2 separate regions of the Mus musculus genome follow, and region 1 is linked to region 2. A link is a loop called in an ENCODE intact Hi-C map of the cell type or tissue named here. Cell type or tissue: gastrocnemius. All regions are shown on one strand.

What was found. A loop is a pair of places that touch in the nucleus more often than their neighbours do. Peaks named below come from ENCODE experiments on the same cell type or tissue, not always from the same donor. Only the 100,000 strongest peaks of a DNase experiment are listed, where the experiment ranks them.
Region 1: it touches region 2 in a loop (2.3-fold over the local background); 5 of 42 quality-filtered maps call a loop at or near these places.

Annotation. Positions count from the first base shown.
Region 1 is chr2:25,227,566-25,230,065 of GRCm38, reverse strand. It overlaps Slc34a3 (solute carrier family 34 (sodium phosphate), member 3), which reads left to right. Exons shown (of 13, transcript NM_080854.3): 13 at 551-1,169. The coding sequence ends at 1,015. Among named protein-coding and RNA genes, the nearest start is that of Tubb4b, 4.1 kb to the right of the region's middle. In gastrocnemius, CTCF peaks have their summits at 1,315 and 1,519 (motif pointing right); DNase peaks (open chromatin) are centred at 934, 1,290 and 1,535; H3K4me3 peaks cover 1,162 bases; H3K27ac peaks cover 2,047 bases.
Region 2 is chr2:25,291,992-25,294,491 of GRCm38, reverse strand. It overlaps Grin1 (glutamate receptor, ionotropic, NMDA1 (zeta 1)), which reads left to right. Exons shown (of 20, transcript NM_008169.3): 19 at 1-54; 20 at 2,008-2,500. The coding sequence ends at 2,124. Grin1os (glutamate receptor, ionotropic, NMDA1 (zeta 1), opposite strand) reads right to left here. Exons shown (of 4, transcript NR_168905.1): 2 at 581-835. Among named protein-coding and RNA genes, the nearest start is that of Grin1os, 2.0 kb to the right of the region's middle. In gastrocnemius, a CTCF peak has its summit at 1,437 (motif pointing right); DNase peaks (open chromatin) are centred at 1,440, 1,902 and 2,251; H3K4me3 peaks cover 1,073 bases; H3K27ac peaks cover 1,004 bases.

The DNA.
Region 1 (2,500 bases), 64 kb after region 2:
TTCAAGCTCAGACTCTCTAAATCACCTAGTCTTTGGTCCACTGCCCCCACTCTAGATTCCCTCTGCCTGGGACAGGATCAGGTTCTGAAATCTTGGATTGCACTGGCTGCTGCTATAGGGAAAACTGAGCCTAGCTCTCCCTGCGTCCCACTTGCATCCTTGTATCTGCCTCTGTATTATCCTTGTCACTTAGACCCTCCTGAGCCTGTACCATCCTCTCCAAGCCCCCTGGATTGTGCTCATTTACAGAAAGGCCATATGTCGTGTTTCCTACCAACCTCCCACCGTCTCTGATAGCAGCAGGGTTTTGTTACCACACACAGGTGCTGACATAGACCCCTATCTCCTAAAACACGGGCAGGAGGAATATGGTGAATATGAGCCTACCCTGGCTAGATGCTGCTGTACTAAGTGATCTGTCTGAATCACTCAGCAGGACACAGCGGACAAGCTTCAGACTTGACCAGAGTAGGAAAGGCATAGTTTCTAAAGAGCCCAGAGCCCAGGTAGTCCAAGCTCCTTATGCCTTCTTGTCTTTCCTGCCTACCAGGTTGCTCTCATCCACTTCTTCTTCAACCTGGCTGGCATACTGCTGTGGTACCTGGTGCCTGTCTTGAGACTGCCAATTCCACTGGCCAAGCGCTTTGGAAACCTGACTGCCCAGTATCGCTGGGTGGCCATTGTCTACCTACTATTAACCTTCCTGCTGCTACCCCTAGCAGCCTTTGGACTTTCCCTGGCAGGGGGCACAGTGCTGGCTGCAGTAGGGGGTCCTCTGGTGGGGCTGGTGCTCCTTATCATCCTGGTTAATGTCCTGCAACAACACCGACCATCTTGGCTGCCCCGCTGTCTTCAATCCTGGGCCTGGCTGCCACTCTGGCTCCATTCTCTGGAGCCCTGGGACCGCCTGGTGACTGCTTGTTGCCCCTGCAGGGCCTGCAGCAACTCTCCTATGACCAGCAAAGTGGCTCACTGCTATGAGAACCCACAAGTCATAGCTTCTCAGCAGTTGTGAAAAGTGGGTACCATAGCCAGCTCCACTAGCTTCAGGGCATTGGAGGCGGGAGAGACCGCCTGCCAGTCCTCGCTAAGACAGAGGAGCAGGGCTCCACACGGATGTTTTAGTCTCTTATATCCTCTCCTTTTCAAATAAACGAGGTTACTATTGAGGAGTGTTGGCTTTCTCTCCTAGATGGGGTTGCCTGTCCTGCCGCTGAGTGGAGATGGCCAAGCAGTGCCATGCTGCCCCTAGTGGAGACTAGAGATTAGGGTAGTGCTTCCCCCACACACACCCACCCCCAAGCCTGCAGCTTGTTTATTTCTGTAGTGGCTGGTGACAACCGGTTTACAGGAGCCCTTCCGGAAGAGCTGCCTGGAAAGGCTGGGCAGGGCAGAGAGCCCAAGTTCACTCACATCGAGAGGGAGCCTGAGATCCGCCAGCAATGGGTGTGAGAGCTGCAGTTAAGTATATGACTTTTATGAGTATATGAGTTGTGCAAGAGGCTGACTTTGCCATCTGCCGGCAAGCTTCATCAGGCATGGTCTCCCTAGCCACTAGGGGGCACCCTTCCTCCTGCCGGGATCTTAAACAGTGGGTTTGGACTAGGCACCCTACCTCTGCCACCTTGATGCCCAGACTTGTCCAGGTAGCCTCCTAGGACTTGCCCATCTAGGTGAAAGGATATAAGGCCTAGACACCATTTTCTTTGCCTAGGTGGCTAAGAAAGGACTTGGGAGAGGGTGGGGCCCTGTTTGGAGCTCCTGCCCTCCTCCTTCTCGCCTCCTGCCAGATGGTCTGTTTTTCAAACTGAAAGGTTTGTCCTACAGCCAACAGGTAACTGGACACCAGAGAAGAGGTGAAGACCTCTCCCCACCTCCTACAGCTTCAGGCTGTTCACAGACTGAATCCCACCCCTCCCACACCACACCACCGAAAAGAAAGCAACCAGAAACTCAGGCACAGGTTATAGCAATTGGACCCACAGAGGAGCTGACAGGGATCCCTCTTGGTCTGTCCATTACAGTTTTCAGGCATTTGACATTGAAACACAATGTTGTCATCTGCAAAGCTCATGGTCCAGAACTATGCAGTTGAGTTACAACAAACAAATAAAGCTTTCAATGTTTTAAGTTCAGGAGTTTGAGTTGGCTCTTTATAACTATTCTTGCCCACATGTGGCCAACAGGACACACTGGTGTGAATTTTCTTGGCCTAAACTTTTCCTTGCACCCCCCCCCCCAACCTCCAGGTTCACCTAGCTAGACTCTGAGTCAACAGGTATGGCGTCAGGGAGAGCCCGGAGAGCCATCCATTTATTGCCCAAGGGTTCTATCCTTATTGGGGTGTGTGTTGTTTTGTTTTAAATTACTTTAGATTTACATGTATGAGTGGTTTTTTTGGCTGCATTTTATGTATGTGTAGCACTTGTGCCTAGTGACATTGGAGGTCAGAAGGTGTCAGATCACCCAGACAGAGGGAAGGTTGTGGACCACCAAGACT
Region 2 (2,500 bases):
ATCACCTCCACCCTGGCCTCCAGCTTCAAGAGACGTAGGTCCTCCAAAGACACGGTAAGGGGAAGCACCCCAGTCCCGCGTCTCTGACTCCCCCCTTGCCCCATGTCTGTCTCCCTCTCCCTTACCATCCCACCCCTGCCCCCATCTTCAACCCTGGCCATCTGTGCCAAGTCAGTCCTTCACCCACCCTCCACCCATTAAAGGGTGCTGTCCTTTAGAACGCTCCAGACCTCTCCTCAAGCCCTCACTTGCCCTCAGCTTCCCCATGTGTCTCCACGTTAGTCTGCCCACCTCTCTCCCCATGCCATGACCCACACGCCATCTGGAAGCTGTGTCATGTTGTTGGTCAGTCAGTCAGCCTCACTGCCTCTCTGGGCTACCCGGACCCTGGGAACCAGAGTAGCCCTGTCCCAGGCTGCCCCTGCCAGGAGGCCACACCACGTCTGTTTCATCCCTGTTTCTCCACACGGGGCTTGATGCTTTCATTCTTGCCCTGCAACAGCCCTGCAGGGTGTAGCTGTGATGTCCCATCCGTCCGTCTGTCTGGCCACTGGCCCCGCCCCCCAGACACCTGTCTCACCTGTCTCACCAGAGCCATGCGTGTTGCATCTTCCATGTGGTCTCTGTGTGGGCCGGGGGCTGGGGGCCGGGCCTGGGTCCATCTGGGTGGACGACTGGGGCCTAGCATTGGCATTGACCCTTGGTTACAGGGAGACTGTCAGGTGGGGAGTGGGGTGTTGCCATGGTGAACAGGTCCCTGATGGAGGTGTGGCAGCAGCACCCAGGTGATCTGAGCATGGATAGGGTGTTCTTGAAAGGCCTGGGGCCTGAGCACCTAAGGCAAAACAGGTTCTCAGAAGGAGGTCCGGGAAGGGGAGGCTAAGAACTGTGTTCCCGCTCAAACCCCCAAGCACTGCCACGGGCCACTGTCAGAGTCAGACCTTCTGCCTTCTGAGCCAGAAAACGGTTCCCTGTCTTGGGCAGCGTCACATCACCGCACCAGCAGTACATGCTCACAAGAAAGTCCTCCAGCAGGCTCGCTTTTTGCTAGAGTCACCCTGATCCTATGACGTTACCCTTTAACAGGCCCACAGGAAGCCCTCTAACCAGTGGGGAGTGTCACCCACAAGGGGCTTGTGTCCCACAAGGAATCTGGATCTATAGTTATGCTCCTATGCCCAGGAAGAAAGGCATACTGACAGGATTTGGCACAAAGCAAAATGTACTAGGGTGCTCCAGAGAGACCCACAAGGCCTGGCTGCTCAGCTCTCCAAAGGCCTTGGTTCAGAAAAAGGGGATGAAGAGTAAGAATCTGTGGTTTGCACCAACTTGAGGCTCCAGGAGCTGGTGGTACAAACACTATCTTCAGGGTCACCCAGACCAGGGAAAGTGGGCAAGGTCTATGTTACAAGGTCTGAATCAGAACCCCCACTAGGGGGCGCAGGGGTGGAAGAGCAGGGCCAAGGGAGCTGTGGGCTGGAATTTGTGTGGGGAAGGGGAAATCTGACAGGGAAGAAGAAGATCTGTACTTTTGGGGCCAGATGGCCATAGTGGGGAAGGCACAAAAGTCCTGCAGGTGGCAGGCCATTTTCAGTGGATGTCACTAAGTCTTGGGGCTCCATCTGGAGCTGGCCAGGTACAACTCAGAGATCTACGTGGTTCCTTTCTGGGGCCTTGCTCTCAGTTCAATCTTTACCTGAGCCTCCCTGGGCACCAGGGACCCGTTCTTCTGGGCCATCTGGAGCTGGCCCCACCCTGCAGGGTTGACCTCTGGGGGCTGGGTGGGGGAGGGAAGCCCAGCTTCCACCCTGTCTCTGGGGCTGGGTGCTGTTCAGAGGGAGGCCTGGGTGGGGGCTCCTTTGGGTGGGGTGGGGTCGGTCCAGCTGCTGAGATCCTTTGCCCCTGTCCTGTGGCCGGTCCGGGCCAGGGCAGCACTGGGCGCTCAGGGCTGGGATCCCTGGTGGCCGGCGGGGCCAGCAGGTATTGATTGTTGGTTCTTATTTATAGAGCACCGGGGGTGGACGCGGCGCTTTGCAAAACCAAAAAGACACAGTGCTGCCGCGACGCGCTATTGAGAGGGAGGAGGGCCAGCTGCAGCTGTGTTCCCGTCATAGGGAGAGCTGAGACGCCCCGCCCGCCCTCCTCTGCCCCTCCCCCGCAGACAGACGCACGGGACAGCGGCCTGGCCCACGCAGAGCCCCGGAGCACGACGGGGTCGGGGGAGGAGCACCCCCAGCCTCCCCCAGGCCGTGCCCGCCTGCCCGCCGGTCGGCCGGCTGGCCGGTCCACCCTGTCCCGGCCCCGCGCGTGCCCCCGACGTCGGAGCTAACGGGCCGCCTTGTCTGTGTATTTCTATTTTACAGCAGTACCATCCCACTGATATCACGGGCCCGCTCAACCTCTCAGATCCCTCGGTCAGCACCGTGGTGTGAGGCCCCCGGAGGCGCCCACCTGCCCAGTTAGCCCGGCCAAGGACACTGATGAGTCCTGCTGCTCGGGA